Linked DNA regions of Homo sapiens: region 2 is linked to region 1. Evidence: chromatin loops called from intact Hi-C (ENCODE). Cell type or tissue: heart left ventricle. All regions are shown on one strand. Each heading gives the region's core, and the rest is flanking DNA. Links, peaks and the distances in the headings are about the cores only.

Region 1 (16,025 bases), core at 3,776-11,775:
GCTCAGCAGTCCTCCTCCACGCTCAAGATGCAGTTTGATGCAATCCTAGAGGACGCAGTTTCAAGTTTCTCGAGATAGAGAAGCGAAAGAGGATCCGAAACCGCGCTTCACATCTGAATCTGATTTCAGATTCCTCCGGAATATAGCGGAAGCGCGGGGTTGAGGGCGCAGACCGGGGCAGAGGAGAGGCGCGCAGGTCTGCTGGGACGCAGCGCGGGGCGAGCAGTGGCGCACTCGTGGCCTGACGCATCCGCGAGACTGCACGCGGCCAGGCGGGGGCACGAACGGGTTGGGGCATGCGCGGGCAGCGTCGAGTGGGTCCCTTGGGGGTGGGGGTGGGGGGCAGTCGAACTAGGGAGAGAGTCTGTGGAAGGGCTCAGTTGTCACTTCACACCTTTCCCCGCTGTTTATTGATCTTTAACTCTCTCTGTGTGTCCTCTCTCTCTCTCTCTCTCCCTCTCCTCTCTCTGTTTCTCTCTCTCTATCCCTTCCTGTCCACCCTTTGGGGCCATCTCTTCCAAGAAACAACCGTCTCTCCCAGCCCATGGGAAATTGTCTCTCCTGCGAACTTATCCAACCTGAGGGGGTCTCATCCATGCCGATACCGGCTGCTTGTGGAACCTTGTAAGAGTTCTTCCCTCTCCCTGTAAAATGGAGATAAGCTGTGTGGTGCTGAGGCCAGCGCCGGGCACACTCACCCTCACCTTCTTCCTGAGAGAGGAAAGAGCCTGGAGACCTGGATTCTACCTCTGCCCCCAACCCCTACCACAGGGTAGCCCTGCCACCACCTGCTGGTTCTTTGGGCAAGTCACTCTTTTATTGGACTTCCATTTCCTCAGCTCTAAAATGAAGGAGGTGAGCCCAGTGTGGTGGCACCTGTAGTTCCAGCTACCTGCAGGCTGAGGCAGGAGGATCGTTTGAGCCCGGGGGGCAGAGGTTAGAGTGAGCGGAGATCTTGCCACTGCACCCCAGCCTGGGCAACAGAGCAAGACCCTGTCTTTAAAAAAAAAAGTGATTAAAAAATAAAAATAAAATGAAGGAGTTAAACAAACTCAGGAATTTTGTATGAATGGCATAAATGAGCACATTAGAAGGAAGCAACTTTCCTTCTCTCTTTTTTTCAATCCTGTACAGGCCAGCTTCCCCTCTGCCCTCTGCTCCCCTCCTCCCTCCCTACCATCCTCCAGCCCCCCAAAGCCCTCCCAATTTGAGCCTCCTTTTGGAAAACATCTCTGAGTATGGTACCGTTGGTATCGGTGACTAAGAGGCTCCAAGGATACCCTTCTGGGGGATTTCCAAAATAATGAGGAAGTCCATTTCCAAAATCATGGGAAGTCCCAACTGGGCCTCCCAGACAGTTGGCCACTGAGTCTGTCCCCTAAAGGATCTGCTTGACTTGCACAGTCTTAAAGGCATCATGTCTGGTTTTTAAACATAATTTCAGTTAGTAGCCAACAGTTCAGATCAAGGGATCACACGGCCTGTTTGACCTGTTCTTGCAGGGTCATGCATGCTCCACTGAGCCATGGGAAGTGTCCACACCCAGCCATGGGAGCCCTGTGGGATCTGAAACTGACATTTCTGCTTTAGGTGCCTTAAGCTGAAGAAATGCATAGTAGCGGGAATTGGAGTGCAAGTGAGTGCAGTAGGGGAAGTATTTTGCCATAAGAAACCCTAAGCCTCTATGGACAAGAAATTCTCCAGGGGCAGACTGGCCTTGACCCCAGAAATGTCACATTGGACTCGGCCTTGGTTTTCCTCATCTATACAATGGTCAATCAGACTAGTGGTTTGTTTTTTGTTTGTTTGTTTGTTTGTTTTCTCTGTCGCCCAGGCTGGAGTACAGTAGTGCAATCTCGGCTCACTGCAACCTCTGCCTCCTGGGTTCAAGCAATTATCCTGCCTCAGCCTCCCAAGTAGCTGGGACTACAGGTGCACGCCACCACATCCAGCTGATTTTTGTAATTTTAGTAGAGATGAGGTTTCACCATATTGGTCAGGCTGGTCTCAAACTCCTGACCTCAGGTGATTCACCTGCCTTGGCCTCTCAAAGTGCTGGGAATACAGGCGTGAGCTACCACACCGGGCTCAGATTTGTGATCTTTAAGGGTCCTGTGAACTCAGCACTCTAGACATTTTAGGGCCTGTGCACTTCCGCGGTAATGGTTTCTTGTTTTGTCCTCACTCGGAGGGCACACTCCTCAGGCTAGTGGCATGGGCCATTGTCCTAGAGTCCCTGGGGCCCGGCCCTACCATGAATTCTGCGTCTCTCCCTTCAGCCCTTGTCCCTCCCTCCGTGCCATGGCTTGGCACCGTTCTTGTCTTTGCAACCCTCCACAGGCGCCTCCTCCTCTGACCCTTCAAACCTTCCTGCCCTCAAACTCTGTCTCCCTACACCTCCCTGCCTTCCACTCTATGTTTCTGCCTTCTCCTTCAGCCCACAGATATTACTGACCATGGTTGCCAGCCCTATGTTAGGCCTGGGAATTCAAGAGAGAATTAGAGCCCTCTGTGGACTCCCAGCTCTACTAGGGAGAGAGACCCACAAATAGGGATAGAGAGGGGTAAATGCTTCAGTGGGTGAGTACAGGGCCTGCAAGGCCACTCAGCTCAGACTGAGGGGGTCAGAGAGAGCTTCCTGGAGGAGGCAGTATCTGAAGTGAGAAGCGGAGGGAAGTCCACCAGGCACACACAGCAGGTCGGCGAGAGTGCCGCAGGCTGAGGATGCGGCATATGTGAAGGCCCAAGGAAAAGCAGAGCACGCAGCATGCAGGCCCTGGAGGGGTGAGGCTGCACCTGGGGAGGTCTCATCCCAAGGCTGACAGCAGGTTTAGGGTCTGGAAACGCCACATGCCCTGCTGTCTCCCTGGCTGTTCAACTCCTTCCAGGCCTGACATTCACCAGCTCCTTGAAGACAAGATCATGCAGATACTTTTCAGCACACACATCTGGTCTCCCCGGCAAGTGCCCAGCTCTGGGCCTGTACCCTCCCAGCAGCACCACACAAGATGGCCGACCTGAGCTCATCAACTGCTCACTGGGGTCCCTCCCCTGACCCTAACCCTGCTTCAGTCACCCAGTAAGGGATCCCTGGCATGCAACATGTCCTTGGCTCCAGAGGGGTTAGATCCTTGGGGCTCCAGCAGGCAGAGCTGGAGCCTCGTGGCGTTTTGAGTACTCATAGGGACGGTTTGGGTTGTTGCAGGGATGTGGGAGGCACTGCTGGTGTTTGGGCCAGAGACCAGGACGGCCGAACATCCTGCAATGCTCAGAGCCGCCCTTTGGAACAACAACAACAAAAAAACTGTCCAAAGTATTCTGATTTTCAAATGTCCCTTCTGTAGCGTCCCCTAGTTTGTCCCACTTTCTTTCCGTGTCCTGACCGAAAATCTAGAGTGCCTTGACTGTTTCATGACCCAACCAGCTGCAGGGCTTCCCAGCAGGCTTGAACCCAAACCAGGGCCTCGAACATTCCCAGGCACTGATAAAGAAGTCTAGGTTATTGCCCAAAACCCTGAACAAAACTGGCCCCAGGCTTGAGCCCAATTCCTTAAAGCCTCAGAAAAATTCCACACCCTGACCTCATGGCTGTGGACACACCTAGGTGGACCTCCCTTTCTCTCCTGGCTGCCTGAGGATGTGCACGGCCCTGTGGAAGTGAGCTCCCCTAATAAAAGCCTGGACTCATCACCCCGGCGCTTCGTGCTTCTCTCTTTGGAATCCCAGCTGGCCCCCCTTCAGGATGATTCAGGCACTCCCTTGTGGGAACTCCTCTGCCACCACTTTTGGGGCAACCCTAGCTGAGGGCTGGGGGTGAGACAAGACACTTTCACATATTCGTGTCACTGAAAAACCAAACTCCATTTCACACCTAAACATGAGGTATTTTTGAATATTTTATTTTATTTTATTTTTTATTTATTTTATTGTATTTTTTGAGACGGAGTTTTGCTCTTGTTACCCAGGCTGGAGTGCAATTGCACAATCTCGGCTCACTGCAAACTCCGCCTCCCGGGTTCAAGCGATTCTCCTGCCTCAGCCTTCCAAGTAGCTGGGATTACAGGCATGCGCCACCACGCCTGACTAATTTTGTATTTCCAGTAGAGATGGGGTTTCACCATGTTGGTCAGGCTGGTCTTGAACTCCTGACCTCAGGTGATCCACCCACCTCGGCCTCCCAAAGTGCTGAGATTACAGGCACCCAGCCTATTTTTTATTTTTGAGACAGAGTCCCACTTTGTTGCCAGGCTGGAGTGCAGTGGCACAATCTCGGCTCGCTGCAACCTTCTCTTCCAGGGTTCAAGTGATTCTCGTGCCTCAGCCTCCCGAGTAGCTGGAACTACAGGCGTGCACCACCATGCCCAGCTAATTTTTGTATATTCAGTACAGGCGGGGTTTCACCATGTTGCCCAGTCTGGTCTTGAATTCCTGACCTCAGGTTATCCACCTGGCTCGACCTCCCAAAGTGCTGAGATTACAGGTGTGAGCCACTGCACCCAGCCTTTTTGCATATTTTAAAACATACTCTGAGAACACAAATGAATGGAAGATTGGACTTTGTTTTGTAGGGAACTTCGCCAAGAGTTTAACCATTTCAGAGAATCACAGCACTGATAGCGGCTTCTCTCCCAGGTTCAGGTCACCAAAACAGCATCCTCCACCATCGGCGTTGGTGGCTGGGTATCTGTGATGCTTCCCATGCAATGTGAGCAGCTGCCCACTGAGTCCCGGAGTCCTAAGACCCTTCCCTCACAATCCTAAGACAGTATTGCCTTTTCACTGTGATGGCATTGGTGACATAAAAGCCACTGTGGGCAGGGTGCAGCGGCTCGCACCTGTAATCCCAGCACTTTGGGAGGGTGAGGCGGGCAGATAGCTTGAGCCGCAGAGTTTGCCCAGACCAGCCTAGGCAACATGGCAAGACCCCGTCTCTACAAGTAATAATAATAATAATAATAATAATAATAATAAAATTATCTGGGCATGGTGGCACGCATCTATAGTCCCAGCTACATGGGAGGCTTAGGTGGGAGAATTACTTGTGCTCGGGTGGTAGAGGCTGCAGTGAGCCGTGATCGTGCCGTTGCACTCCAGCCTCAAAAAAAAAAAAAAAAAAAAAAGCCACTATGGGTGAAACTGCTGGAACTTCAGGAAGCAAGGCAGTGGCCACAGACTAGGCAGGTCTCTGTGCACTCCCCTAGATAAGCACTTGTGGGGACAAAATATGCCTGTGTCACTTAAGTACATACCCTTTTGATCTCCTGTGTGATGAAGCAGGGATGCACACAGAGCGCCTGCTCCAGAGCAGGGGACTGGCTCGCAGAAACAACTTGTCAGAGGTGGAGCCACGCGAGCCTCTGGTCCAGGGAACACAGTTTATCTTATTTTTTAAATTAATTAATTAATTTATTTATTTATTTATTTTTGAGATGGAGTCTTGCTCTGTCACCCAGGCTGGAGTGCAATGGCTCGATCTTGGCTCACTGCAACCTCCGCTTCCTGGGTTCAAGCAATTCTCCTGCCTCAGCCTCCTGAGTAGCTGGGATCACAGGCACACACCACCAGGCTGGGTAATTTTTGTATTTTTAGTAAAGATGGGGGGTGTCACCATGTTGGTCAGGCTGGTCTCGAACTCCTGACCTCGTGATCTGCTTGCCTCTGTCTCCCAAAGTGCTGGGATTACAGGCGTGAGCCACTGCGCCCAGCCGAGAACACTGTTTATACGGGAAAGAACGACGAACAGACACATGATGGGTATTCAGATCTGGGCATTTGGCAGACAGACATTTTCTCATAAATGAGCAAAGTGAGCCTGTCCCTTCAAGAAACTGAAGCATTTGTTGCCAATGATAAAGTTGGAACTTGGAGCTTTCAAGGGAAAATTAGAATTTTGGAAAATTTGTGTACACCACCACAAGCTTGACAACTTCTCAATATTTAAAGATTTTTCTGATGCGATGGATGGCAGTGCTAACAAATGCTATTTTTTGACACTGTTCAGTGACATGTCATCTTTTGGGAGATGTATGTGATTTAATGGGTACAAAATTTCAAAGAGGCCACATGATGCTGCACATCACATGTAGGTAAAACAGCCATTCACGGTACAAGATAGGCCAGGCACAGTGGCTCATGCCTGCAATCCTAGCACCTTGGGAGGCTGAGGCAGGCAGATCACTTGAGGTCAGGAGTTCGAGACCAGCCTGGCCAACATGGTGAAATCCTAGCTCTACTAAAAACAGAAAAATTAGCCAAGCATGGTGGCATGTGTCTGAAATCCCAGCTACTCAGGAGTCTGAGGTGGGAGACTCACTTGAACCCAGGAGGTGGAGGTTGCAGTAAGCCAAGATGGTACCACTGCACTCCAGCCTGGGCAACAGAGTGAGAGTCCTTCTCCAAAACAAACAAACAAACAAAAGTACAAGATAGGCCCGTGCATTTTAATATAATAAAGCATGAAATGTTCATTGATATGGGTTCAGATTCTACATTATAATCAACCTTAAAGAAACAATTGCTTGTTAAGTTTTGGCGTAGCATTAAAGAAGAATATTCACAATTATCTGAAAAAGCTATCAAAATACTCGTCTTTTTTTCCAACTCCGTGTTTGCGGGAGGCTGGATTTTCTTCAATCAAAACAATATATTGCGGGACGCAGTGGTTCATGCTTATAATCCCAGCAGTTTGGGAGGCTGAGGTGGGCGGGTCACCTGAGGTCAGGCGTTCAAGACCAGACTGGCCAACATGGTGAAACCCCATCTCTACTAAAAATACAAAAAAATTAGCTGGATGTGGTGGCGCACTCCTGTAATCCCAGCTACTCGGGAGGCTGAGGCAGGAGAATCACCTGAACCTGGGAGGTGGAGGATGCAGTGAGCCAAGATCACAACATTACACTCCAGGCTGGGCGACAAGGGCAAAACTTTGTTTCAAAATAAAAAAATAAATAAAAATTTTAAAAGCCCCAACATATTGCAACAGACTGAATGCAGAAGTAGACATGAGGCTCCAACAGTCTTTAATTAAGACAGTTGCTTGAGAGATTTGCAAAAGTGTAAAACAATGCTGTTTTTCTCACTAAATTTCTCTTTGTTTTGGAAATGAAGGTATTTTTCGTAAAAATATGTTTATGTTTACATGTAATGAGTTCATTATTACTTTTTGATAAATTAATAAATATCTGGGTCCTCAATAATTCTTTTAAAAATTTTTTTATAATTTAAAATAGAGATGAGGGCTGGGCTCGGTGTCTCGCGCCTGTAATCCCAGCACTTTGGGAGGCCAAGGTGGGCAGATCACTTGAGGTCAGGAGTTCAAGAACAGCCTGGCCAACATGGTGAAACTCTGTCTCTACTAAAAATACAAAAATTAGCCGGGCGTGGTGGCTCATGCCTGTAAACCCAGCTACTCGGAGGCTGAGGCAGGAGAATCGCTTGAAACCAGGGGGCGGAGGTTGCAGTGAGGGGAGATCACCCCCCTGCACTCCAGCCTGGGCGACAGAGCAAGACTCCTTTTCAAAAAAACAAACATGTAGCAATGAAGCCATTAAAATAATTTATTTTTTATTTCTTTTTCTTTTTGTATGAATCGACTTTGGATAAGAAAAAAATCTACTTTTTAAAGAGCTGGGTTTGTGTGGTGGGACACCTATTGGGTGCAACAATGTGGAGAACACTGCCCTCTGGCGGTCACTCCCAGTATAGTACCAGAGAGGTGGGGAAGCTTCCCTTGCTATTCTAGGACTGACCATGAGACGGCAGAAGAATACAGTATTTGCTTCTTTTCTATTTCTATTATACTTGCTTTTCTTTTTCTTTTCTATTTCTATTTGCTTCTTTTCTATTTTCTGTTCCTTCTTTTCTATTTTTTTAAATTTAAGTGTAGCTAAGGGGACTCACTATGTTGCCCAGGCTGATCCCCGACTCCTCGGGTCAAGTGACCCTCTCACCTTGGTCTCTCAAAGTGCTGGAATTATGGGCATGAGCCACCATGCCTGGCCTAAAACCCTGTTCCTAATCTCTAGGTTGGTCCTCAAAGCCTCACACTCAGCCGGGTGCCCAGGGATTGGGGCAGGAGTGACCTCACAGAGCTGCCCACAGTAATGATGCCTGAAGTGCTCCAGCTAGCAGGCTAAGCCTTGTCTTCTCTGCCTCCACAGCAACTCATAGCAGCCCTAGGGAAGGCCACATCCCAGACCCCTAAACCCAGAGAGACAGAACGCAGACCTGGGTGGCAAGGACTCAGTAAGTTATTGAGTGCCAAACCGGGCCACCACTGTGCTTGGCTTTAGGAAAACTTGACATCTATAAAACTTTTAATCTCTAGTAGGTGCTCAAAAAAGCCATTCACTCTTTCATGTAACCAAGAAAAGATGTTTGAGCACCTGCAAAGTGCCAGGCACTGTCCTAGTCACTGAGGACACAGTGAGAAGCAAAAGGGGCCCAGGTCCTGCCCACATGGGACTTATAATTTGGTGAGGGAACAAAAAAAATTTAGTCTCAAAAAACCAAAGTTTGGTTAGATGCTGTGAAAAAGGATGGGGTTCTTTAAGGGCACCTGAGAGAGGGGTCTTGTTTTTCCTGGAAGCCAAAAAGAAGCATAAAGGTTGATACGGTTTGGACGTTTGTCCTCCAAATCTCATGTTGAAATGTGATTCCTGGCTGGGCATGGTGGTTCATGCCTGTAATCCCAGCACTTTGAGAGGCCAAGGCAGGCAGATCACTTGAGGTCAGGAGTTCGAGGCCAGCATGGACAACATGGTGAATCCCCATCTATACTAAAAATACAAAACTTAGCTGGGCATGGTGGCACGTGTCTGTAATCCCAGCTACTCAGGAGGCTGAGGGAGGACAATAGCTTGAGCCTGGGAGACAGAGGTTGCAGTGAGCCGAGATTGTAGTGAGCCGAGATTGTGCCACTGCTCTCCAGCCTGGCTGACAGAGCAAGACTCTGTCTCAAAACAAAACAAACAAACAAAACTACCTCTTAACTTAGTCCCCTCGCATTTTTTTTTTTTTTTTTTTGAAACAGAGTCTCAGTCTGTTACCCAGGCTGGTGTGCATGCAGTGGCACAATCATGGCTCACCTTCCACCACAGACTACAAACATGTGCCACCACATCCGACTAAGTTTTTTTTGTTTTTTTTGTTTTTTGGGGTTTTTTTTTTTTTTTTTGTAGAGATGGGGATCTCACCATGTTGCCCAGTCTGGTCTCAAGCTCCCAAGCTCAAGTGATCCTCTCATTTCGGCCCCCTAATGTATTGTCATTCCAGCCATGAGCCATGGTGCCCAGCATCTCCTGCTTTTTAACTTTGTTTTTAAAAGCTTCTTGATTTTTGTTTCAATTTAATACTGTCTTGGCAACTTTTTAACTTTTTGTTGTTTAGTCTCACTCTCTTGCCCAGGCTGGAATGCAGTGGCCAGATCTCAGCTCACTGCAACCTCCACCTCCCAGGTTCAAGCGATTCTCTTGCCTCAGCCTCCCGAGCAGCTGGGATTACAGGTGCCCACCACCATGCCCAACTAATTTTTGCAATTTTAGTAGAGACGGAGTTTCACCATGTTGGCCAGGCTGGTCTCCAACTCCTGACCTCAGGTGATTCACCCATCTCGGCCTCCCAAGGTGCTGGGATTACAGGCATGAGCCACTGCGCCCAGCCCAATTCTGCTATTAAAGGACTCTGATGCATTCTTCAGTATGCCAATTGCATTTTTCAGCTCCAGAAATTCTGCTCTGGATGTTTTTTAATTATTTCAATCCCTTTGTTAAATGTATCTGATAGAATTCTGAATTCCTTCTCTGTGTTATTTTGAATTTCTTTGAGTTTCCTCAAACAGAATTCTGTCTGAAAGGTCAGAGCTCTGTTTCTCCAGGATTGGTCCCTGGTGTCTAATTTGGTTCATTTGGGGAGGTCATGTTTTCCTGGGTCATGCTGCTAGCAGATGTTCTTCGGTGTCTGGGCATTGAAGAGTTCAGTATTTATTGCAGTCTTCATTGTCTAGCCTTAGTTGTCTTTTTTTTTTTTTTTTTTTTTTTTGAGATCAAGTCTCACTTTGTCACCCAGGCTGGAGTGCAGTGGTGCGATCTCGGCTCACTGCAACCTCTGCCTTCCGGGTTCAAGCAATTCTCTGCCTTAGCCTCCCAAGTAGCTAGGATTACAGGCGCCTGCCACCACGCCTGGCTAATTTTTGTATTTTTAGTAGAGATGGGGTTTCACCATCTTGGCCAGGCTGGTCTTGAACTCCTGGACTCGTGATCCACTCTCCCCAGCCTCCCAAAGTGCTGGGATTAGAGGCGTGAGCCACCGCGCCCAGCTGTACCCGTCCTTCTTAGGAAGACTTTCCAGATATTGAAAGGACTTGGGTGTTGTGATCTAAGCTGTATCTGCTTTAGGGGGCACCCACACCCAGTAACACTGTGGTTCTTGCAGACTCATAGAGGTACTGCCTTGATGGTCTCAGACAAGATCTGGGCGAATTCTCTGGATTACCAGGCAGAGACTCTTGTTCTCTTCCCTAACTTTCTCTCAAATAAATGGAGTCTCTCTCTCTGTTCTGAGCCACCTGAAGCTGGGGGTAGAGTGACACAAGCACCCCTGTGGCCACCAGCACTGTGACAGTGCTGCAGACCCAAAGCCAAGACAGCAATGGGTCTTGCCCAAGGCCTGCTGTAACCACTCCCTGGCCACTGCCTATGACAGTTCAAGGGCCTGGGGCTCTGCAATCAGCTGGTGGCAAAGCCAGCCAGGCCTGTGTCCTTCCTTCCAGGGCAGTGAGGTCTCCCAGGCCCTAGGCAGGTCCAAAGATGCTGTCTGCAAGCCAGGGACTAGAGTCCAAAATCTTACAAGTCTACCTGGTGTTCTATTGTACTGTGGCTGAGCTGGCACTCAAATCACAAGACACAGCCCTACCCGCTGTTCCCTCCCCTTTCTAAAGGCAGAGGAGCCTCACCCCGTGGCCACCACCACCACAGGCCCACAGGGAGTTCTGCCAGAGTTCCCTTAAGGCCCAAAAGCTCTTCAGTCAGCTTGTGGTGAATGCTGCATGGCTGGGACTCACCCTTCAGGGCAGTGGGCTCCTCTCTGGCCCAGGGTAGGCCCAGAAATGCCACCCAAGAGTCAAGTCCTGGAATTGGGGACCCCAAGAGTCCACTTGGCACTCTACCCCTCTGTGGCTGTGCTGGTTCCTAAAGTGTAAGACAAAGTCCCCTTTACTTTTCACTCTGCTTTGCTCAAGTGGAAGGAGCCTCACCCCACAGCCACCACAGCTGGGAATGTGCTGAGTCTCACCTGAAGCCAGCAAGTCTCAGAGGCTCACTGAGGCCCTTGACATAGCTCCTGGGCATCGCTGCTGGTTATTCAGGGCCCAAGGGCTCTTCAGTCAGCAGGGGGTGAATGCTGCCAGGACTGGCTCCTTCCCTTCAAGGCAACAGGTTCTCTTCCTGCCAAGGGTGTGTATAGAAATGTCATCTGGGAGCTAGGGCCTGGAAGTGGGGTCTCTGACTAGTGCCCTATCCTGCTGTGGCTGAGCTGGTAGTCAAGATGCAAGACAAAAGTCCTCCCCACTCTTCCCCTCTCCTCTCCTCAAGAGGAGGGAAGGGGTCTCTTTTGGAGCCATGAGCTGTGCAGCCTGGGGTTAGGGGAGGGGTGATGCCAGCATGCCCTTGGCTGCCCCAGCTGATGTCTCAATAGGTCATGTGCCCTGCCCCCCAACTGGCTGAGTGATTTTGAGTGACCTTGAACAAGTCATGTCACCACTCAGAGACAGATAATGGGTATGAATCACGCATTCATTCAACAAACACTTCTTGGGAGCCTGTCGTTGCCCAGGCCTGTTCAGGACACTGTGCAGGTAGCCTGGAGCAGGACTCTCGCTCTGTTTCCAGGCTTTCCAGTCTAGTGGAGAATCTGGACACAGACATGAACAGGTGGTCACGCTACTGTAGTGTGCACAGAGTGACCCAGCATGGTAGCCTGGGGGACATAGGCGCTCTTGCAAACCAACTCCTGGGGACTCGGCCCAAACCCTTTGCTAGCCAGTCCTCCGTGGAGGCCATGATCCGCTGCAGCTGCTGAGCCTGGGGTGGTGGATGGGTGCAGCCGGCCTGGGGAAGGAGGGTATGGCACAGATGCCCTCCGTCCCCGATCCCCAGGCATCCCTGGAAGTGGCTTTGGGGAACAAGTCCCTCGAATACCCTTGAGATTATTTTGTCATTTGCTCTTTTTCTTGAATATGACGGGGGGTGGGGGGCGGCAGATGTGTGGCTGTTACAGTTTGCCCTGCTTGCCCTCCCTCTCTCCCTCCCCATTCCCATCTTCCCTCCCCATTCCCATCTTCCCTCCCCATTCCCATCTTCCCTCCCCATTCCCATCTTCCCTCCCTCCATCTGCCATTTGCAGAACCCCTTACACATTTTCCCAAATCAGCAGCCCTGTGAGTTCCTTTGGATCAGACAGCTGAAAAACAATAGCATCAATTAAATGTTCATTGTTGGAAAGCAGAAAGAACTGTCGCCCCTAATCTTGCTCCTCAGAGAGAACCATTGAGAATATCTTGGAAAATAGACATCTAGTTTTTTTTTTCTCCATGTGTATTCATTTTATTTTATATTTTATTTTATTTTATTTATTTATTTTTTAAGACGGAGTTTTGCTTCTGTTGCCCAGGCTAGAGTGCAATGGCATGACCTCGGCTCACCGCAACCTTTGCCTCCTGGGTTCAAGCGATTCTCCTGCCTCAGCCTCCCGAGTGGCTGGGATTACAGGCATGTGCCACCAAGCCTCGCTAACTTTTTTTTGTTTTTTGTTTTTTGTTTTTTTTTAGTAGAGACGGGGTTTCTCCATGTTGGTCAGGCTGGTCTCAAACTCCCAACCTCAGGTGATCTGCCCACCTCGGCCTCCCAAAGTGCTGGGATTATAGGCATGAGTCACCGTACCTGGCTTTATTGTTATTTTTTATTTTTTGAGATGGATTCTTGCTCTGTTGCCCAGGTTGGAGTGCAATGGTGCCATCTCGGATCACTGCAGCCTCTGCCTCCCCGGTTCAAGTGCTAGGTGCAGTGGCTCATGCCTGTAATCTCAGCACTTTGGGAGGCTGAGGCAGGCAGATAACCTGAGGTCGAGAGTTCAAGACCAGCCTGGCCAATATGGCAAAACGCCATCTCTACTAAAAATACAAAAATTAGCTGGGCATGGTGGCGCACATCTGTAGTCCCAGCTACTCAGGAGGCCACGGCAGGAGCATCACTTGAACCCAGGAGGTAGAGGCTGCAGTGAGCCGAGATCACATCACTGAGCTCCAGCCTGGGTGACAGAACGAGACTCTGTCTCAAAAAATAATAATAATAATTAAAAATAAAAATTGATATATAGTTTTACACTATAGGGTCATATTGTATATATTTCATAACTTTGCCTTTGCAATCCATGTGGTTCCTGTTTAAAGAGAGAGAGACTGAGGCAGAGAGGATGGAGTGACTGTCAGAAAATGTTGGGGCAGAGTGGGGCGTGAACCCCTCTTCCTGTCCTGTCCCTCAGGTGCCTTGGAGCAATTTCAGGGCCCACCTAAAGCTGGTAGGGCAGAGGCTGACGGCCCATTGGACTGGCCCCTCCGCCTGCTTTCCAGATGGTGCAGGACATGGAGCCTCTGTCAGCCATGCAGTGTGACCAAGACCCAGCCCCCACATGAGCACCCACCTCACATGCCCTCCTGGACACACAGCTGGGCTGCATGCCATGGTCCGGGCAAAGCATCCCTAATGTTTTCTCTAACGCTGAAAAACAGACAAAAAGAGTTCAGAAATCACCCCCAGATCCCACCACTCTACACATCGTCCAGTAAGAAGGGAAATGCCCATCTTTACCCATCAGCTCCCAGCACCACCGTCCCATCCCCCACCCCTGCCACATTCTAACCTCTGTTACCGGTTTGGGGCATAGTCTTCCCAAACTTTCCCCAAGTTTAAGTAGACATCACTTTACGGGTAAGTGTATAGATAGTTTACAGAATAATACATTTTTTCCTTCTTAAACATGGGATTAGGCCGGGCGCAGTGGCTCATGCCTATAATCCCAACACTTTGGGAGGCCGAGGAGGGTGGATCACCTGCAGTCAGGAGTTCAAGACCAGCCTGGTCAACATGGTGAAACCCTGTCTCTACTAAAAATACAAAAATTAGCTGGGTGTGGTGGCACATGCCTGTAATTCTAGCTACTTGGGAGGCTGAGGCAGGAGAATGGTTTGAACCTGGGAGGTGGAGGTTGCAGTGAGCAGAGATCATGCCACTGCACTCCAGCCTAGGTGATCAAGCAAGACTCCATCTCAGAAAAAAAAAATGGGATTATAGAGCCAGGTGTGGGGATGCACACCTGTAGTCCCAGCTACTTGAGAGGCTGAGGCAGGAGGACCACTAAAGCTCAGGAGTTTGAGACCAGCCTGGGCAACACAGTGAGACCCCCATTTCAAAAAAATTTTTTCAATGGGATTATGCTCTTAATATTGATCTGTATTTTTTACACTCAGTAATATACTATGGATATTTTTTTCAGCTCAGTATTGATAGATTTACCTTATCCTTTTCCAATGACTGCATAGAATTTCATTGCATGGACATAGCATAATTTATTCACTCAGTTCACAATTGATATATAGCTATACATATAAACATAGACAAAAATATAGATAGATGTTACTTTCAGTTTTCTTATTTTTAAAAAACCTTTATTTTCGGTTTGGGGTCCATGTGCAGGTTTGTTATATTGGTAAACTCGTGTCACAGGGGTTTGGCGTACAGATTATTTCGTGACCCAGGTACTAAGCCTCGTACCCAGTATTTACTTTTTCCTGATCCTCTCCCTCCTCCCACTCTCCACCCTCTAGCAGGCCCCGGTGTCTGTTGTTCCCCTCCATGTGTGTATGTGTTCTCATCATTTAGCTCCCACTCACAAGTGAGAACATGCAGTATTTGTTGTTCTGTTCCTGATTTAGTTTCCTAGAGATAATGGCCTCTAGCTCCATCCATGTTCCCGCAAAGGATATGATCTCATTCTTTTTTTTTTTTTTTTTTTTTTTTGAGAGAGAGAGTTTCGCTCTTTTTCCCCAGGCTGCAGTGCAATGGTGCCATCTCAGCTCACTGCAAACTCCGCCTCCCAGGTTCAAGCGATTCTCCTGTCTCGGTCTCCTGAGTAGCTGGGATTAGAGGCATGCGCCACCACACCCAGGTAATTTTGTAGTTTTAGTAGAGATAGGGTTTCTCCATGTTGGTCAGGCTGGTCTCGAACTCCCAACCTCAGGTAATCCACTTGCCTTGGCCTCCCAAAGTGCTGGAATTAAAGGCATGAGGCACCTCGCCCAGCTGATCTCATTCTTTTTTTATGGCTGCATATTTTCAGTTTTCTGCATTACAAGATTACAGAAAACATTAATATCTACACCTGTAACTATATATTTGTATCAGTCTCTAACTGACATTGTCACGCTTTATTTCTATAGGGTCAACTTCTGGAAGTGGAATGGCTAATTCAGAGGGAAGTGGATTTAAAATGTTAGTACCTGTTGTCAACTTACTCTCCTAAATTTACACTCCCATGCACAGAGGGTGAGAGTGCCTGCTCCCCAGGCTCCCCAGCCCTGGATGTAAAAAGTTTTCTGCCTTTAAAAATAGCTGCTCTCAGGAGGCTAAGGCGGGCGGATCACGAGGTCAGGAGATCGAGACCATCCTGGCTAACACGGTGAAACCCCATCTCTACTAAAAATACAAAAAATTAGCTGGGCGTGGTGGCGGGCGCCTATAGTACCAGCTACTCGGGAGGCTGAAGCAGGAGAATGGCGTGAACCTGGAAGGCAGAGCTTGCAGTGAGTCAAGATCGTGCCACTGCACTCCGGCCTAGGCAACAGAGCGAGACTCCATCTCAAAAAAAAAAAAAAAAATAGCTGCTCTTCCCTTCTTTGCAAGGCCCAAGGTTGCCCGGGTGGAAACACATCAGCCCCAGCAGGCAGGGAGGAGGCCGAGGGAGGCAGGTGTGGA
Region 2 (8,000 bases), core at 1-8,000, 79 kb before region 1:
AATCCCAGCACTTTGGGAGGCTGAGGTGGGAGGATCAATTGAGGCCAGGAGTTCGAGACCAGTCTGGCCAACGTGGCGAAACCCCATCTGTACTAAAAATACAAAAAATTAGCCGGGCCTGGTGGCGGACGCCTATAATCCCAGCTACTCAGGGGGCTGAGGCAGGAGAATTGCTGGAACCCAGGAGGCGGAGGTTGAAGTGAACCAAGACCATGCCACTGCACTCCATTGGGTGACAGAGTGAGACTTGTCTCAAAAAAAAAGGAAAGAAAAGAAACTGGCCGTCAGGGTCAAATAGGCCTACATATGTTTGCCTGTAATGATTATGTCAACACTTACAAAAGTCAGGCTTTACCTAAAAACGAATCTCCAGCTGGGCCCATATTCTCAACAGGAATAAGCTAGTCGAATAGCCTCATACAGGAGGACAACAGTGCCAGTTTCAAGTCTCCACCCCACCTATTTATCCTCTGCAGCTTGTCCTATTGACACTTTCTGCCTGGACACAATTAGAGGTGATCTGCTTGAGGCCAATTTGGCAACAAACCCAGATACCACAGTTGCATCCCAGGATGTTTATAGAGCACCAAAGTTAATACATAAAATTAAAGATTCTCAGCCAGATGTGGTGGCACACGCCCATAGTCCCAGCTACTCAGGAAACTGAAATGGGAGGATCACTTGAGCCCAGGAGTCCGAGGCTGCACTGAGCTTTGATTACGTTGCTGCATTCCAGCCTGGGCAACAGAGAGAAACCCTGTCTCTAAATAAATAAAGGGCAGGTGCGGTGGCTCACACTTGTAATCCCAGCACTTTGGGAGGCTGAGGCTGGTGGATCATCTGAGGTCAGGAGTTCCAGACCAGCCTGGCCAACATGGCGTGCCTGTAATCCCACCTACGTGGGAGGCTGAGGCCGGAGAATCACTTGAAGTCAGGAGGTGGAGATTGCAGTGAGCCAAAATCGCGCCACTGCGAGACTCTGTCTACACACACATACACACACACACACACAATTTTCACAAGAAGCCGATACACACACACACAATTTTCACAAGAAGCCGATACACACACACACACACACACACAGATTTTCACAAGAAGCCAATCCTCCCAAGAACCCATCTGCAGCAACTTAAGCATTCATGATTCCCCTTTGCAGGCAGTTTGAGAAACAGAGTCTGACAGGCCTGCTGCGGTAGGAGCCCAAGGTTCAGCCACATAGCCAGTGGGTCTCTGGGGCCATCCACCTGCTCACCCCTTGGGCATGGCCCTGAGCATGTGGGGGTCCCGGCCTCTTGCAGCTGATACAGACTGAGCTGGACGAGGAGCCAGGAGACCACAGCCCAGGGCAGGGTAGCCTGCGCTTCCGCCACAAGCCACCAGTGGAGCTCAAGGGGCCCGATGGGATCCATGTGGTGCACGGCAGCACGGGCACGCTGCTGGCCACCGACCTCAACAGCCTGCCCGAGGAAGACCAGAAGGGCCTGGGCCGCTCGCTGGAGACGCTGACCGCTGCCGAGGCCACTGCCTTCGAGCGCAACGCCCGCACAGAATCCGCCAAATCCACACCCCTGCACAAACTTCGCGACGTGATCATGGAGACCCCCCTGGAGATCACAGAGCTGTGACTAGACAGGGAAGCCTTGTGGGTGTGAGCAGCACCCATCCACCGTCCCCTCCCAGGGAGCAAGGGCAGGGACAGGGCCGGTCGGGGGGGACCCTCCAAGGCCAGGCCTTGGGGACAACCTTGGCTTGGCCCTGGCAGCCCGCATCAGCTGCTCAGATCCCACTTTTGCCAGACGCTCATTCAGCATCTGACCTCTACCTTCATAAGATCTGTTATTTTTATAAGAAAACCAAACAAAAATGTTAAGCATCTAAGGACAAGGTAAGGAGGGTCACTGGGGCCCAAGAGTCTGGGGACCAGCTTGGCTCAGGCTGAGCTGAAAGAGGCCAAACAGGCCCTCCTCCCTCCCAGCTCCACCCCGCAAGCACCATCCCCTCCGGCTAAGCAGGCGCAAGGGAGGCCCAGCGCGGACATCCCCTGCTGGCCGGACACCCGACTCCAGTCCAAGTCTCGCTACATTTCCGCCACATCCCTCTCTGCTGGACGTCCAGGTGGAGGTGGCATCCCCACGTGGACAAGAAAGTCAATGTCAATGAACAAGCATTCTCTCCATTTCACTGGCTTCCCAAATGTGTGCCCAGCTTATAAACAGAAGTGACTGATGTTCCCTCCGGTTTTGAATGTGGAGTGTTTGTGTGTGTTCCTTTTTTAAATTAAGTTATTCCCTCAATAGTTTCCCCTTGGTTTTGTTTAACTGGTACTCACTACAAGTTTCTGGAATGGTTTGTTTAAAAATCAAGGCAACTCTCAAGGAACTGGCAACGTGCTCTGACTCTGGCCTCTAGGGAGCAGGGACAGGGGCAGGTGAAGAGCAGAGCCGACCTTCAGGTGCGCCTGACCTACTGCTGGCCCTGAGTCTTGGGGAGGATGAGGTGGGATCTTCCTTTATCCACTTTGCTTTCATTCTCTGGCCAAGATGGGTCATGGGAGTGCTGGGCCCCAAAGGTGTCATGGGCTCAGAGCTCATCAGAGAGGAACAAACTCTTCCAGCTGAAGGGTCACAGAAACATTAGGCCCAGATCTGGCTAACAGAATTTTATTGTTAAATCACAGAAACTTTAGTGCAAAACAAAAATCACGAAGTCCATTTAATAGCAACTTCATGTCCTGCTGGCTTTGCTTGCTGTCTCCTGGCAACCAGAAGTGGACAGAAGCGTGGGTGCCCAAGTGGGCCACAGACAGCTTCCAACCCCCACACCCCAGCATCCAATCCACACCCAGCAGACCCTTCGGCATGCCGCCCTCTACCAGGAAGCCAGAGGCCTAGGAGCTCGCCATCCATATTTATTTGAAAAGGTCAAAAGGAGCATCTATGAGACAAGGGAGGGGTGCAGGCTGAAGCAGCGCCTCAACAGCCAGGGACATGTAGGCAACACGAGCAGGCACAGCGCGGCCACCACTGTCCACACGCTCACACAAGCCAGGCCCGCAGGGCCTTCGGAGAGCTAGCAGGTTACATTCAGGCAGATGGCCCTCTTCCCACCCAAACCCACAGAACCCCAAACAAGGCATCACCAGGAAAGACACGGGAAAGCCAAATCACAGTTGAACCAGGGACAGAGAACCCTTGGCCCCACTGATGTCCCAAGCCACCAGCAGCTGCTTCCAAAATCCCTATGCTATTACAGTGGGAATTACATCATTTAAAAAGCCTGATTATTCCAGGCTTCTAATCTTTCATATAAAACTGCCTTTGTTTTGCTGCTTTGTTCAACTGAGAGGCCCAGGAAAGCGGGGAGGGTCCCTGATCAGGGCAGGAGGCCACCTCAGAAGCCCAGGCCCACCAGTGCCCAAGCACATGTCAGGGCTCAGAACAAGGCCTCAACCAAGAGGGTTGATGGCCTCCAGTCAAGAAACTGTGGCTCATGCCAGCAGAGCTCTCTCCTCCTCCAGCAGGCGCCATGCAAGGGCAGGCTAAAAGACCTCCAGTGCATCAACATCCATCTAGCAGAGAGAAAAGGGGCACTGAAGCAGCTATGTCTGCCAGGGGCTAGGGGCTCCCTTGCAGACAGCAATGCTACAATAAAGGACACAGAAATGGGGGAGGTGGGGGAGCCCTATTTTTATAACAAAGTCAAACAGATCTGTGCGTTCATTCCCCCAGACACACAAGTAGAAAAAAACCAATGCTGTGGTTTCTGCCAAGATGGAATATTCCTCCTCCTAGTTCCACACATGGCGTTTGCAATGCTCGACAGCCTGGTAGGAGAGAGGAAGCTGAGTTTAGTCTTCGGATGAAAAACTCCGTTCCCGGCCCATCAATGTATCAGATATCACCCCAAAACAGGACCTGTTCTCTTGTCCTAGGTCAGCTGGATGGCACCAGATGCTGAAGACCCAGGACAGGATCTCACTTAAAAACAGGGAACACGTGGCCATCAGAGTTTTGGGAACTTCTAAGGCACGAGTCCAGAGCAGCAGATGCCTGCAGCAGTTTGCAGATGAGTACCCACGCAGGCAGGGCTCAGGACCCTTCATCTACCTGCACCCGGCACCCAGCGTCCTGCTAGCAGCCTGCACACTAACTCCCAGGCAGAACCTCCTTGCCTGAGTTAGGCTACACACCAGCTCGGGCCTTGAGAAGCAGGCCCACATTTCCCCAGGACAGCAGCAGAACCAGCTGTGGGGTGGGGCTGGCGGTGGAGATGGGCTGGAGCCTAGCTGGAGGAAAGAGCTGGACATGGCCAGAATGGGGGCCCCCTGCCCCTCCCTGCAGTGGTCCGAAATGACACAACCGCCACTGACATGGTCACAGGGAAGCCCGGTGAGGAAGGAAAAGTTGCACAAAGCAACATTAAGTAACAGGGACCGAACCAAACATCCCCACCCAGGGAAGCAGCACAAGTCACCCAACTGGTGGCTGCCAGGCCAGGCCAGGGCCACAGTGCCCTAGGGCTGCTGGGCAGGGGCCAGTTCTCAGGGCCTTGAGTGAGGACTCGGGCCCGGCTTCAGCAAGGGCAAACATGTTCCCGGGGGACAGGACCTGGGCAAAGCTCTGGGCAATGAATCCCACAGACCTTGTACAATCCCTGGAGTGACCTTGTACAAGTCTGACACTGTCACAAGGGAAATGAAGACAAAAGCAACAAAGCAGAAGCAAAAAAATACTAAAAAAAATAAATAAATAAAATCCACCCCACCCTTCACTACAAGAGTGTAGTTCACCCTGTCTTTTCTAGGGGACCATGAGTAAGCCTAACCACCTCTCTGGGCCTCAGCTTTCTGATAACATAAAAGCAGGGTGGAGAGTTGATCACTGGGTTCCCATTAAAGCAGGATTCTCACACAGGCTACCCCAGGGCAAGACAGGCTGGTGACACTGTCTGCTGAGCTACTCACATTGCACTGGGCTGCTGTCTCTGTGTTCTGGCACCAGTAGCTTGGGCCCCATATACACTTCTCAGTTCCCAACAAGGGCTTATGGGCCGAGGGGCAGGCTCCAATTTTCTATATGGTGAGAAAAGGAAAGAAGAAAGGGGGAGAATGAGAGCTGCCCGATGTATCGCTTTCAAAACTAAGAAAACAGTTTCCAGAAGGAGCTAGGATCACAGCTCCACCACGCTCTTTCAGAACATCAGGGTTGCTGAGGAAAGCGATGGGGCTTGGGGGGCTGGCTCCCTACCTTCTTGGCTCTCCCGCAGCAGAACCCAGAGACTCCACCCCACGGCCAAGTCTCAGAGCAACCCTTCCGGGTCTCTGCAGCCCCCCAGGTTACAGCTGCCCGAGAGGACCACACCACCCAGTGAGGCTCACCAAGCACACGAAGGAAGGATCCATCACCTCCACCAGGATCTCGATCAGCACGGGCTCGTACTCTGCCACAAACTGATCACACTATAAAGGAAAGTGGGGACACAGGTCCAGCTCTGGGGGTGTCCGAGCATAGTGGGGCACAAAAGGCCAGGCAGGCCCTGGATACACTGTTCCCTGAGAGCTCCTGGCATTCCCAGCCCACTGGGTCCTGGGGCCTCCCTTTCCAGACACCCTATCTACATTTGGCCTCTCTACTTCAGGTTGCTTCCCCCAGTGGCTCATCTTAAGCCAACAAATCACCTCCAAGTAAAACTTCATTGGACTCCATGCCCGGAGGCAGAAACAGCTGGTTTTCCATCAAAATGTACCCCAGCCTTGGCATACTTCATCAGGTTCTGCCATGCTGGCCTACCGCAGCCCAGCCCGGGGCGTACCTGCTTCTGGTAAGGGTCTGGCAGGAAGCTGCAGCCTTTCTCAAGAGCAGCCAGGATCTCCTGCTTGGTGCTGTTTTTCTCCAGGTTGCGATCCAAATAACCCACCAGCTTCTTGCACACTTCGCAGAAGCCACCGTCCTTTGGCTGAGTCACGTGAACTACATAAGAGGGCAGCGGGCTCAACGCTGGCAGGGCCCTCCCAGACCCAAGAGGGGCACCATCCTCTCCCGCACCACACCCAGCGCTCACCGGTCAGTGCAGGCAGCCGCGTGCCAGAGCAGAGGTGCAGCATGCTGCACACCAGCTCAGGGCTGACCTCCTCCAGCAGGATGGACAGGATGGAGCTGCCGTACGTGTCCACCACCTCCTGGCACTCTTCCGACAGGGACTTCGGCAGCTTCGAGCACATTTTGTCAAAAGCGTCGAGTATTTCTTTCTGAAACACACGAGAGGATCGTGTGAGAAGACGGGAGGCCGGACAAGGGTTGGGGGACATTCTGAAAATACTAACATGGCCAGGAAATGAGTCAATGGTGGGTGCCGTTTCCACCCACAAAAAACTACCAAACTACAAAGCAGGGCAATGGTGTCCACCTCCCCGGACCCCCGCCAGCCTAGAGGTCCCACTGGTGAGGATTGCCTTCCACGAGATGGGGACATGGCTGTACACATGTCAAGGCTGGGCCAAGCCCTCTCTCCTGTGGGACTTTCCCACTGGGACATTCAGGCTCGGGGGGGCAGGAGAGGCCCTCCCTCTGCCAGGAGGACAGCATACCTCAGTCTTGTTGTTGTCAATCAGCTTGGTCACCTCCTTCACCAGGAATTCACACACCTCACAGTAAACATCAGACTTTGCTGGGACCTCGTGCTTCTGTGGAAAGAGTAGAAGGAGAGTACTTTCAATGCTGGGACTCACAGCCCTTGGTCTTGCTCCCCTAAAGGAAAGGGGACACAGAGACCAGGGTGGGTTAGCACATCAAGGGCCACTGCCTCCTGAATTCCAAATGGCGTGTGGCTTCTAATATCCAAGTTAATTCCCTATTTTTACATTCACCCCCTTCCCCAATCCTCTACCACCCCCACCTCCCCCTAACCCCACCAAAACAAAACCCAGGAATTCACAGTTCAGGAGACAGAAAGTCCCTTCCCCACCCCGAAGAGCTGTCCTGATGATGTGTTCGGTTACAATCATTTCATCATTCAGGGTTCATTTTGGGGAGGAGGATGAAGGACCAAAAGCAAAGTGAGGGGCTCACTATCGGTCCACTATCTAGAAGACAGAATGTTGAACACACTTCAGGTCTGCTCGTGTGTCTCCCATGTCTCATTAGCACTTGAGAATGCTCTTCTGGAACCCACCTTTAATAAGGCAATACTGTTACAGAGGATGTTCTGTGGCAATGGAAATGTTCTCTATCTCTGCTGTCCACTATAAGCTCCAGCTACCTGTGCACTGAGCACCTGCAATGTGGCTGGTGTAGCCAAGGGGCTGAATTTTTAATTTTGCTCCATGGTATTTCATTAAAATTTAAGTAGTCACATGTGGTTGGAGTGCGAGCTATAACTCTTCACTTTCTCTGGCCGTCACTTTGGTCAGCAGGCTGGAGCTGAGGAGCACCCGGTGGAGAGGAAGGCAAGAAGCAGTGCTTCCTGGATTCCAGCTGACACTTCGGCCTGGCCCCTGGGTCACACACTCTGCACATGCAGAGAGGAGACAGCAGAGAGAGACCAACAGCTGGCAGTCAAGTGCCGTGGGATGTTCTAGAACAAGAAGCGTGTACATGTGCCACGTGTTAAGGCATCACACAGCCCAGGCCTTGAAGAACTAGAATGTAAGCCCCACGGGCACAATGACATCATCTGTTCACCACAGCCCCTAACATGCTGCCTGACCCATAATAAATGCCAAATACAAATTTATTATGGGATGAAGTAGTCTAATCTTCACCAAGTGAGGTGTTTTAGTTAAATAAAATAGACACCCACATGTACTTAGTATACAGGCTGCAGGCCCAGTGAGGCTTCCGTACACTCTGAGGGGTGTGCTGGGAACATCCAGTCTGTCAGGGCCACAGGATGGGGAAGGACCCAGACAGTGCATGTGAGAAGGTGAGGCTGAAGCCAGGCACTGCAAAGTCACCTTTGAATGGCATGCTGAAAATACACAGGCTAATGATCCCACGAAC

Evidence for each region. Hi-C counts contacts between places; a loop is a spot of excess contacts. Peaks named below come from ENCODE experiments on the same cell type or tissue, not always from the same donor. Only the 100,000 strongest peaks of a DNase experiment are listed, where the experiment ranks them.
Region 2: a loop joins it to region 1, with 3 times the contacts of the local background. A loop is called at or near these places in 14 of 110 quality-filtered maps.

What each region holds. Positions count from the first base shown.
Region 1 is chr10:71,888,886-71,904,910 of GRCh38, forward strand. No RefSeq gene overlaps it. Among named protein-coding and RNA genes, the nearest start is that of LINC03139, 19 kb to the left of the region's middle. RefSeq lists a silencer at 193-282. In heart left ventricle, for the core only: a CTCF peak has its summit at 7,714 (motif pointing left); a DNase peak (open chromatin) is centred at 7,686; H3K27ac peaks cover 461 bases.
Region 2 is chr10:71,813,651-71,821,650 of GRCh38, forward strand. It overlaps CDH23 (cadherin related 23), which reads left to right. Exons shown (of 70, transcript NM_022124.6): 70 at 1,302-2,297. The coding sequence ends at 1,628. It overlaps PSAP (prosaposin), which reads right to left. Exons shown (of 14, transcript NM_002778.4): 9 at 6,590-6,685; 10 at 6,064-6,250; 11 at 5,815-5,972; 12 at 5,381-5,461; 13 at 4,967-5,074; 14 at 2,648-3,826. The coding sequence ends at 3,791. Among named protein-coding and RNA genes, the nearest start is that of MIR7152, 27 kb to the left of the region's middle. In heart left ventricle, for the core only: no CTCF peak of the experiment used is centred there; DNase peaks (open chromatin) are centred at 1,391, 4,411 and 4,521; H3K27ac peaks cover 1,729 bases.